Linked DNA regions of Mus musculus: region 2 is linked to region 1. The links are chromatin contacts, found by Hi-C or POLR2A ChIA-PET in ENCODE. All regions are on one chromosome and are shown on one strand. The core of a region is the stretch at or near the end of the contact, and the rest is flanking DNA. Distances in the headings are between cores, read along the strand shown. Region 1 holds the start of Sec22c (SEC22 homolog C, vesicle trafficking protein). Region 2 holds the start of Higd1a (HIG1 domain family, member 1A).

Evidence for each region. A loop is a pair of places that touch in the nucleus more often than their neighbours do. ChIA-PET counts read pairs that join two places held with the same protein, here RNA polymerase II (POLR2A).
Region 2: a map of T-helper 2 cell shows a loop between it and region 1 (2.3-fold over the local background). The contact joins the promoter of Higd1a here to the promoter of Sec22c in region 1. A Hi-C loop is called at or near these places in 2 of 37 maps with a recorded cell type or tissue (T-helper 2 cell and regulatory T cell). POLR2A ChIA-PET finds 5 or more read pairs at or near these places in 2 of 5 experiments (Patski and embryonic stem cell).

The regions. Positions count from the first base shown.
Region 1 is chr9:121,703,138-121,708,807 of GRCm38, forward strand. It overlaps Sec22c (SEC22 homolog C, vesicle trafficking protein), which reads right to left and starts at 1,892. Exons shown (of 7, transcript NM_001164562.1): 1 at 1,787-1,892.
Region 2 is chr9:121,854,576-121,861,053 of GRCm38, forward strand. It overlaps Higd1a (HIG1 domain family, member 1A), which reads right to left and starts at 3,221. Exons shown (of 4, transcript NM_019814.5): 1 at 2,937-3,221. It overlaps Gm47112 (predicted gene, 47112), which reads left to right and starts at 3,172. Exons shown (of 1, transcript NR_168944.1): 1 at 3,172-4,633.

The DNA of each region.
Region 1 (5,670 bases), core at 642-3,141:
AGCAATGTAATATGCAGCAACCACACACACAGCACACTATGTAGATGTTCTAATTAATGCAGATATTGTCCGAGGCACACGGGGAATATGCACAGATTTCTATAAACACGAAGCCACTGTATGCAATGGGTTGAGCCCAATCTCCCAAGGATGCAGAGGGACTAAGACCTTCGTATGGATAATGCTACTAAGTGCTCAGAGCTTCCTTGGACCCACTTCGCAGGTGAGGAAAACTAAGGATCAGGAGGTAGAAGCAGACTTCAGTCTCCCAGTTCCATACTCTTTCCACAGTATGTGGACCTCAAAACCAAACCTCCGAGTTCTCAGCTATTGTCTCTCTAAAGACGCCCTCTCCACCGCAGAACTGCCAACACCTAACCAGAGGCAGTGTGGGTCTCAAACCTGTAATCCCAGCACCAGAGAACTTGGGCTATAGTGAGACTATGTTTAAAAACAAAAACAATCTCTAATCAGAGACTTGCTGGTAGAGGAAGGGTCCCTACAAGTGCCCCTTGAAATGCAGAGTGTGGTGGCTTAAGCTCATAATATCAGCACTTGGGGGGTGGGGTGGAGGCAGGAAGGTCAGGAGTTCAAAGTCACCCCCAGGCGAGTGGCATGTTAAAGGGCAGTTTAGGCTGCAGGACAGCCTGCCTAAAACAGAACCAAGTGGTGAGTAAACTGCTGGAGTTAAAGCTCAGAGGCACACACCGTTAATCCCAGGATTTAGAAGAGGCAGGCAGACCCAGGCCAGCATGGCCTACACAGTAAGTTTCATACCAGCCAGGACTACAGAGTGAGACCCTCTCTAAAATAAAATAAAACCACCTCTCCTTACCTAGTGTATTATACTCTAAAGTCAGTTGTCTTGTCTGGCTATGCACTGCCTCTATCTCTGCCACCTGAGTGCTGGGATTAAAGATGTGCACCATCACCCCAGCCTTGATCTGAAATTCTTTATGAGACCTCAAGATGTCCTCTCTGTTGTCCACTAAACATTTACGAGGCATCTCTAGGGACCTGTCTACAACTGTCTTCCTGAGAAAGCTGCGGTGCGAATGAATCCTGTATATCAGTGTCAGGCTATGCAAAGCTGTCCCCGTTCTCATTTCCCTGACAAGTTCTTTACCTGAATAAACTCTCTGTGTAGACTTTTACAGACACGTTGCTCTAGCATTGGCTCTGCACTGAGGGTTGCTTTAGTTTCTCTGATCTTGTCACCCGCTACACCAACCGAGCTGGGCATGGAGGCCATACACCTGTGATCCCAGAACTTGCGGGGCGGGGAGTGGAGGCAGGAGGATCCCAAGCTCAAGGCCAAACTCGAGTTACATGGGGCTCCGTTTCACAAGACCGCAAACTGTAACGGCACCTTTCATCAGAGGTAACTCAGTTCCTTCCCTGGATTTGGCTTTTTGCAAGCTTGACCCCCGCTCTGCTCTGCAGGTTCTTTGTCCCGGCTTATCCAAGTCCAGGAAAGTTGGTGTAGGGGTGACCAGGCCTTGAAGAAGCCAAGTTCTGCTAGACCAGCAGACTAAGGAAAGTTTGCTCTCAAAAGAAGCAAGTGACAGGACTAGAGTTCAGTCTACATAAAGGGAACCACCGCCCCGCCCTCCCGAGACACGCCCCGGCCCCGCCCCGGGCAGCAGGCACAGCGGGCAGCGCATCCCAGCCGGTACGCACCGTGCAGGGGGCCGGGCCTCGGCGGAGTCCCACCGGCCCGGGCTGCAGCCCGGTGGCCTAGACCCCGACCCCACCTCTCCACGCCCGCCTGGCCCGCTAACCTCACCTCGCCCCCGCGGCCGACCTCCGCCTCGGCCACCGCAGCCCACCCCGGCGGCCGGCGGGGTGCAGGTTACCCGCGGCCCGGCTGTAGGAGGCAGGATGTGGTGCTCATGCGCACACCGTGAGCTCCCATTCGCTGCTGCTAAGCGACGCCAAACAGACCAATCGTGGGGCGTCTCTGCTGTCCAGTTGTTCAGACCCGGGAATTGAGTGAATCTACCAGGGCTGGCCCGGGTTTGCTCCCCTCAGCCCGCGTCTCTTCCGCAGGTCCCCAGGCCCACGTGCGAGTCTCACCTCGAGCGGTGAGAAGAGGCTCCGACGTCCCCACGATGCCTGGCCTGGAGCGGACAGGGCTGTTCTCCAGAGGCGTCTAGGCCCCGTGTGACTGGAGTGACACTCCCTGGGCGTGGGTTCTTGCAGGCTACGCAGCTGGGCAAGAGGCCCGAGATAGAGGATCCGAAGAGCACAGCCTTCTGCCAGCCTGGAGGAGGTGCCAAAGTCCGATCCCTGAGCCACACACACCTCGCTATGAGGCTGGAGGGAGATTGGGTAGCACAGTTAGGCCCTTACTGTTTTGACAAGTGCTGAGCACCGCTGTTTGCCGCGCACTGCGTACACAGGAAGTGTGAACACAGAAACCAAATCAAGAGAAGGGGGTAGGGCACCAGGCAGGAATTCTGGTGTTTAAACACGAGTTATGCTTCACAGAAGCATGGGTTCCAAAGAGAATTTACAGGAACAGTTGTCTTGGAGTTGGGGCTCAGGAAAAGCTTCTCCAAGTCTCAGGCCATTGGGCAAGGGAGAGTTTGTGTGTTTCAGAGACATTTGCTTGTGCACAGAACTCTGTGGGGCTGAGGATGTATCTCTGTTGATAGAATAACTGAACTACAAAACCCCGGGTCAGGCCTGTCACCCTCTTCATACATCAGAACTCCAGGCTTTCCTTGGAACGTCCCGGCTCTGGTTCTCAGGACCTCAGCTTCTCACTAATGTTACATCATCAGCTTCACGGATACTTCATTTTTATCCCTTGAGACAGGGTCTTGTGTATCCCAAGCTGACCTTGAATTCACTGTGTAGCAGGCTGACTCTGAAGGCTATCCTACAAACTCCATTTGCTGGGCGCTGGGATTACCGATGTGTGTGTGCTTCCACAGCAAGGTTGTGTGGCTCTGGAGCTCAACCCCAGGGCTTCCTGCCTTCTAGACAAGAGCACTACCCACTGGGCCACATCCCCAGTCCCAGCTCCCCTGATTCTGAGGCCAAGTGCAAGTCAGTGAACCCCAGAACTGGCTCCCCTGGTTCTCAGCCTCTGTCACCACATGAGCATGTTCCCCTCATAAACCACCATATAGTCAGAGAGAGCCTATCCATTCCATCTCTGCGGAGAAGCCTACAGTGGGTGCCAACCTAGCAGCTGGATAGACACGGTACATGGAGAGACCTGAGCTGAGTGAAGACTTCTAAACGACACTTCTCTGGTGGGTGGAAATGGAAGCAGGGCTTATGTAACCACAGACAAATTACAAAACGAACACAGGAAGACTTGTGACAGCCTAAGATAGCCTTTGGGCATTATTGTGTTCTGGTATTCAAGTCATGCCATGGTTCCCTCCCACACCAAGTCAGGGCTTGTCTGTAACAAGTCCCAACAAGGCTAGTTCATAACATTCACAAAGGAGAAAAACATGAAGGAGACCAACACCCTGTCCACTGTGTGCTCTGTCTACATAGAGGATATTTGGTATTAGACCTAGAAAACTCTAGATTTAGCAGTTGTGATGGTTTGTATATGCTCGACCCAGGAAGTGGCACTATTAGAAGGTGTGGCCCTGTGGGTGTGGGCTTTAAGATCCTCATCCTAGCTGCCTGGAAGCCAGTATTCTGCTAACAGCCTTCAGACGAAAATGTAAAACTCTCACCTCCTCCTGCACCATGCCTGCCTGGATGCTGCCATGTTCCGGCCTTGATGATAATGGACTGAACCTCTGAACCGGTAAGCCAACCTCAATTAAATGTTGTCCTTTATAAGACTTGCCTTTGCCATGGTGTCTGTTCACAGCAGTAAACCCCTAACTAAGACAGGAGTGTAGTGCCTCACACCTGTTATCAGTATTCACACCAGTATTCACACCAGTGTTCAGGAGGCTGGTAGAGGAGCCTTGCCATGGATCTGCGGCTACCCTGGGCGAAATAGTGAATCCTAGGCAAGCTTGAACAGAGACCCTATTTTAAAACAACAACAACAACAACAAAAACCAAGAGGACTGGAGAATTGGCTCAGGAATTCAGATCACCTTGTTCCTCTTGCAGAGGACCCGGGCTTTACTGTGTATGCTCACACAGTGGCTCACAAACATCTGTAAGTCCTAGATGACTTGACATCCTCCCCTGATAGCCACAGGCACCAGACAGGCACGTGGTGCACATACACATATGCAGGCAAAACATTCATCCACATACATCTAAACAAAATGTTTATAAAGCAAAAATACATCTAAACACAATGTTTATAAAGCAAAAATAAAGAACTTCAGGCTGGCATGTGGTGCCAGTGAGGGGATGTTTTCGAAGCATGCATGCATGGGAGTGTTTGTGGAGCATGCATGAGTGAAGCGTCGACCGACTTCTGTCCCCAGCACCGCAACCACATCTGGAGCCTCAGCACTCAAAAGATACAGATGGGAGAATCAGAAGCACAAGGTCATCGTTTGAGAGACACTGTCTTAAAACCAAAATAAATGAACAAGATCTTTTTTAATGTGACGAAGCCTTGGGATATTAGTATCTGAGACGTGAGTGATTTAGATAGAATGTTCCTTCACCTTCTGTCTGGCACACCTGGTGAGTCTTAGGCTCTACCATAGAATATAATGGGAAATGGGTAAGGTGTAGTGCCTAAGATCCCAGCCCACATCTACAATCACTGACCACTCATGGCCACTGTCCCCTCCGGAGGCTTTCCATTCCAAGCAAGCTTTTCAGCTCTCCACCCCCACTACCTCTACATCTCCACAGACAGCTTTCATGTCCAGTTATTTATAACTTTAGACATTTGATCTCTGCCCTCCCCTCCGGCTCATTTGCTTCCTCCCTCCTGCACTGTCCACCGTGCCTCTACTTTGTTCCATTCAGTAATTCTTTTTAAATGTCCACTTCGTTTCCCATGGGTTGGAAGTCCAGGGATGATCACATCTATCACACTGTTTCTGACACACTGACACCCTTGCGAGTCATCCTTCCGTCTACCACCAGTGTCCTCCCTGGCTGTAAATGCTGCCACACATGGATCTGTACACACACAATGCCAGCCTCAGTCAGGTCCTTTATGCACCCAGCAGGTGCCCAGTCAGTTCTCACCCAGCCTTCCCAACACCCAGTTCCAAATCTCCCTTGTGCCCTTCCCTTACCTCCCACTCTTTGACCCCTCTCTGCCCTCCCAGGCACCTCTGTCATTGAAGAACAAGTAACAATGAAAGTGATAGGCGTTAGTTGCTGGCAACTCTTTACCCAGCATCCTACATTTTCTTTATCCTCTTTGCAGCCTAACCTCCTGGGAAACTCAGTTAACGACTGAATATTCACTGCCTCTTCCCACCACGTCTAAGCACCCTGCAATTCTGACTTCTGCCTCTATGGCATCAAAGACCTAGTCTTACCTTGTCTGCTCAGCACTTGGTTACTCCTGAGTCACTCTTTTCTTTAAGTCCTACCCCCTCCCCCCAACACATACACACACACAGTTCCCTGGTTTTAGTCTCTTTCCCCTCCTATCTCTTCTGCAACTTCTTTTCCTCTGCATAAGGGAAACCACCACACTCTCCTTGGGCAGACTTATCTACCACATGATTGGAAGCAGTTTGCCCAAGTGATGTTTATCACAGCTCT
Region 2 (6,478 bases), core at 1,971-4,470, 150 kb after region 1:
TGGCCTCCTCTGGGAGGTCCTCTTTGGTTACGCCCTCCTACAGAACACTGACAAACACCTGTGTGAGTTCCTGAAGCTGGGGTGCAGACCTGCCCTCTTGCATACATCCCCATGGCCTGCACATAGTGAGTAGAGTACTTTCAGAGTTTGATCAGGCAATGTGAGACCACCAAGCTGCACACACCTATGCCCATTTCCTTTTATTGTTCTTACACAGCATCTATGAAAATGAGAAAATATCCTGAGTGGGTCTTGATTCCTTGAAGTTACAAGTGACAAAAATTATCAGACTACAATCTACTTTAAAAACATCCCTTTGTGGTTGGGGAGGGTAATACACATCTTTAATCCCAGCACTCAAGAGGTAGAGGCAGATGGATCTCTGTGTTCCAGGACAGCCAGAGCTACATAATAGAGGGACTCTATCTCGAAAATATAAAACAAAACAAATCTCCCTTTGTGTTTATGCCTCCTGAACTCATCATGAGAGAGGCACCTCTATTGTGCTGGGGACACAGCTCAGTGACAGAGCACTTGCTAAGCTTGCTTGAGGTCACAGGTTAGATCCCCAGCATTGTCAACAAACACACCATAAATAAGGAAACAAACCATGGCTGGCATCTTTTCCCCATTTCCTAGGTGGTTATGTGTATTGTCCAGTGGGTTCATGGAGCAAAAGGGGGAGGGGGAGGGGGAGGGAGAGAGAACTATTTCTTTACTGTATATAAAAGAACAGAAGACACCCATCCCTTCCCTTCATCACGAGTATGTGATATAGATTATCAAGCTGGAATGGGTGGGGCATTTGACCTCACTTTCAGAATGTTGTTAATTTCATAATGCGGTTAAGAATTGGGGCGCATCATGTAGCCATTATTTCTTTTAGGGGACTAATGATAGCCAGAGTGGTGATATGTGCCTATAATTTCAGCCCTCAAGAGGGGAGAGGATCAGGAGTGCAAAGCTAGCCTAGGCTGCAAAGCAACACTCTGTCTCAAGACAACAACAAAAATAATGAAATCAAATTTACAAAAGACGCCCATCAGGCATGACAGGGCAGATGTCAGGCAAGAAGCTGAAGATGAGTCTGGAGCACAAAGAAAGCCACATGGATAGAACTGTAATTATATGACCCAGTGGATAAGGCATTTACTCCAATGCAAAGGTACGAATTTGTACCAATTATATATGCATTTGGCTACCAGAAAGGGCTACAAAAAGATGAGGAAACTGAAGAGTGTGCTGTGGTGGAAATTGCATGTAATGTCAGTATCAGACTACGGGAAGCAGGAGATCTCAAGTTTGAAGCTAGCCTGGGCTACACAGCAAAACCATGCTGGAAGAGGAGGAGGAAGAAGAAGAGAAGGAAGAGGTGGTAGTGGTGGTAGTATTTATGAAATATAGCCACTTAGGTGAAAAGGAAAGGACATGCTTTAAAACTCACGGTCAATAAGCTCAAATCATAACTTAAGTGTAAGAAATTAAGTAAGAGATGATGATCAATATCCTTATTTTACAGGTGGATAAATGAGTTTGAATTATATGACCATAATATAAGGGTCATGTGGATTGTTCCACACCAGGAATATATTTCTGGAAGGTAGGATTACAATCTGACTCCCCACATACAGTCCACAGTTTTGTTTGACAATTTATTTATTGTTAAATGAACATTTTTATGTTACAGGTGTAAATCTGAACTGAAAATATAAAAATTCATACTGTCTTTGAACTGTAAAAACTGTGTACATTACACCTATAGTTAAATGGGCTATTCTCTCTTCAGTTAAATTATCTAACAATTTCAATTCCAAGTTAAAAAGATTTTTTCCCACTAGATTTTTTTTTATTATCTCACTCACCCAATGACTGACCTATATCTGTCAGAAAGTAGAACATATTTTTATTTTTAAGTCAGCAATAACCAGATATTCAAACTTAGTTTGCTGAGCACATTATTCTGTAAGGCCAGGCATAACTACTGACACACTTTTCCAAAGGCATGGCAACCTAGAAGAGGTAAATAAGAAAATGGTTGGGCATCAGGTGATATAACAGCTGAAGACTCTTCCCAGCATGTCCCTTTGGTCCTAAGAACTATTACCTAAAATAGTAAATTTTAAATTCTGATTTTGCCTAAGTTACCTGTCAGCTTGTGCAAAATGGCTTCTCTGAGATTGTGATTCAAACGGCCAGGGGCACAACACTAGGATTTGTATCTTAAGAAGCCCTTTCAAGTTATACTGTGCAGAGAAGACCTTCTAGCACATTCCAGGAGCACCGAGAACCTTTTGAACCTGTCAAGAATTTGCATCCAAACTGTCAATTTGCAGGGGGCCTCAGTAGTCCGGGAAGCAGATTCCCGGGTAGGGATCACCCCCTCAAAGAGAGGACTGCTTTCCACCCCAGGAATAAACGAGGGAAGCAGAGAACAGAATCGAGTCACCCGGACGGCTGGCACACCTGAACCTTAGTCGTGCTTTTGTGATCTCTGCACCCCGTTCCCTTGTCAGGGGCATTCGCATTCCGCCACAGCCTTCCCTCCTCCATCCGGTGACACAGGGTCACGTAAGGTCTGCGCAAACCCCGGGTGGCGCCCGGGAAGGCCAGGCCGAGGTGCCCGAGCGCTGCGCCCTGCCTCACCTCCCACCTTCTTGTGACCTTGTCCAGACTCCTAGACCCGTGCGATCGCGCTCCCTCTCCCTCTCCTCCCACTGCTCCCGGGATCCCCGAAGCTGGCACCAGCCCGGTCCCCGTTTGCCATCGTTGCCTCCTCCGCGACTCTCGTTCCCTCGGCCACGATCCGCTCCAGAAGCTCCGGCCTCCTTCCTCCGGCTCCACATGCACTGGCCGACGGGGACCCCAAGTCCTCCGCCCACCCGAGGGACCCCCCGCCCCGCAGCCCTCGCCTCCCGCCCGGCTCCCGCTTCACTCACCGAGACGCGGGGTCCCTTCCAGTCCTGCCGGTTTCTGGCCGCCACCCGAGTGCGAGAACACCGGCTTCGCCTGCTGCGGCCACTGCTCGCCCCAGCCAATCAGAAGCCAGCAGCCGGCGAGGCCGGGCCAGAGACTCCCTTTACGTGCGAGGGGCGGTGGGCGTGGTCACTTGTAGCGCGGCGCCCATTGGCTGGGGGGCCGGCCCGGTTCGTGGCGGCGCGCGCTGTTCGTGTCAGACGTGAGGCCTGGGCGGCAGTGCTGGCGCGGTGCCGCCTGGCGGCCGCTGCCTCCCAACCCCAATTGCCTCGAGGTTCTCGCGACCGGTTCGCTGGGCTCCGCGAACGCCACGCACGCAGGCTAGACCGGCTTAGGTGAGCCGAGCGGCCCGCCCGAGCGGGAGCATGCGCCGTCGGGGCGCCTTTGGGTCCCTCCCCGGAGCTGGTGGTGGCCGGAGAGCAGTGACCTCACACATGCCTGGGGAGGAGTCTGATGGGGCAGGCAGCTTCCGGGGCGGGGCTTCGTGTGGGCTCCGGGGATGGCAGACACCGACAGCCCCACTATGGGACGTGTCTGTCCAAGACTCTCAGCGTAGCAGAACATGGCGGCCTCTGAGAGAGGTAGGCTACTGGTAGGTACTCAACTTTGAGTGACTTCAGGGAGAGGAACAATTGTCTCCTCACCCCGAATAGAGCACCAACCACGGACAAGAGAAAGGATTCCGTCTTGTCTACCCTGCCCACCCCTTGCCCCGCCAGAGGCAGCTCTGCAGAGGGCTTCTTCCCCCTTTGTGCACCGATTATATAAACTGGCAAGAGGAACCACAGTGAATCGGCTAACTTTCTAACTTCCCCATACCTCAATGTTTCTTTTCTTTGTAAACTAATTTTATTACATTTACTTGTGTGAACATTTGCTGAGGTCAGAGGACAACCTTCACCAGTCACCTCCTAATGTCTGGACCCTGGGGCTAGAACTCTGATTGTGGGATTTGGTGGCCTTTACCCAGTGAACCATCTTGTTGGGCCCTCAATACGTTTCTTGAATTTCCTGAAGGCTGGTGTAGTCTTATGAGCCACCTTCCAATAACTACATAACAGGTGTCATGACTGAATATTAAAATTTTGTATTACCATTTTATTTATTGTGGGGAGGGGCACATGTGCTATGGCAAATGTGTGGAGAGCAGAGGACAACATGAAGGGACCTGTTGTTTCCTTTGCCCACAGGTTCCAAGGATCAAACACAGGTTAAAAATTATTTGAGTTAAGTCATATGTAGGAAACATTCCATGTTATACATGATAAAACTCTATGCCTGTGGCTGGAGAGTTGTCCCAGTGATTTAAAGGCACTTGTTACTCTTCTTACAAGAGGATCCAGGTTCAGTTCCTGACACTCAACGTGAGGCTCCCAACCATCCCAACTCAGTGGAACTCAAACCCTCTTTTGACTGCTTCAGGCACCAGGCATGTATATATGATGCACATACATGTATACATGCAGGCAAGATACACATATTTTTAAAATAAAACTTTTATGGTGGTGCACACCTTTAATCCTAGTATTTAGGAGGGAGGCAGGTGGATCTCAGAGTTCAAGTCCTTCCTTGTCTACAGTACAAGTTCCAGGACAGCCAGGACTACACAGAGAAGCCCTGGTTCAAAGAACAAAAATGAAATAAAGCTTTCCATACCTTGGATATGTGGCAGCTTTGTGTCTTTGAAAGTATGTTCTTTGTATGGGTGTGCTAAACACAGCTTTGCTGAGCAGGAGTCAGTGGTGGTAAACGAAGAAAGACCTGACTAGAGAAAGCATGTTCCATAGGAGATCGGCAGTGCCCTGCTCTGAGTTTCTGCTGAGGCTGACTGAGCCTTGCCTGGAGTAACTGTTTTCTACACCAACACTTTGTTCAATTTCTAAAATCTCTTGCTAAGGCAGGATGCTTACCTGGGTAAGTAGATAACCACCAGATGTTGGACATACAGCTTATCACAAAGAACATTCAACTGTGCTGCACAGACCACAAGACATGGATGTATATACACCAATGAAAAAGCACCGTCTTATGAAGTCATCAGATTAAATCAGAACACTTGGACATACCAAAACCATATCAGAGAAACCAGGCCCACAAGCTTAGCAAACACACTAGACCAAAGAATGATGGAACTTCCTCACCTGAGTCATAGGACAAGAGGTAGTGCTGGGCGTAGTGACACTTACAGCCCCAGAACTTGGTAGTCTGAAGAGAATTGCAAGTTTGAAGCCAGCAAGACTGTGTGGTAAAACTAAAACAGGAGGACCTTGCTCTGGCATCTGACCTGTCATTGAGTCACTCTACGTTTTCCACTGTATGGATTCCTGATTCTGTTCCAGGAACTTCATCTGAGTACACCACCCTGCCTGATTTGCCCACTAGAACTATATAGGTGTCTAGAATGCTGTACCTTAAACCAGCTGTGCACCTAGGCAGCCTAGTGCTCTGAATAGCTTATTGATGATTCCTTGATGCCTAGCCGTCAGTAGTGATACTACACGAGTGCTAACTCTCTGCCTTACCCTGTAATAGGGCCTCTGAAACCCAGGATGGTCACAGCCTTTTCTTAGTAGTTCTAGGATCGGTATAATTTTGTGTGGCATGAAACGTGGAATCTGAGAGTAAGTAACTAAGATTGGAATGGAGGGCTGTGAGAGATGACTCAGTGGTTAGGGGCACTGGCTGTTCTTCCAGAGGACCAGGGTTCAAATCCTAGAATGCACGTGGCAGCTCACAACTGTTTGTAACTCTACTTCTAGAGGATCCCACACACTCACACAGACATACATGCAGGCAAACACCAGTGCACATTAAATAAAAATGAAAAGAATTAGAATGGAATAAAAGGAATTGACTGGTGGTCATGTTCCCAAATGAAATCAAGACTACTTGGTGCTTGAAGCTTATGAAATGGACATAGCTATGGCTTTATTATTATTCAATAAACTCTTGACATTATGGAAAGATATAAATGTGATTGATTATGGTATAACTTGCTTATAATATTAAAATTATCTTCATTAACCAATAATGAAGATAAACCTAAAATCATTCATCCTTTGATCCTATAAATATAAAGGTCAACACTAACAATGACCAAAGCATATTCATTTTGACAAGGAATTTGTACACTTCAGAGTACTTTAGCTAACTTGTCAGTTTCCAGAAAATGAAATATAGGCTCCTTTGGATCTGAGTGGAAGTCCCAAGTTAACACATACAAACAGTGACCCTGGACTTCTAAAAGATACCACTATTTAAAAAAACAAAACAAAACAAAACAAAACAAAAAAAACCCAGGATCTCATTGAATAACTTAGGCTGGCCTCAAACTTGCAATATTCTTGCCCCAGCCTCATTCTTGTTGGGATTCAAATGGGTCCTCCCCACGCCTGAGAAGTGACTTGCCTTTTCTGTTTATGAACTATGAGTACCAGTTGTGAATGAGGACCTCATACCTGGCATGAAAAGTGGAGATTTTGTGTGACAAGGCAGACCTCCTCCT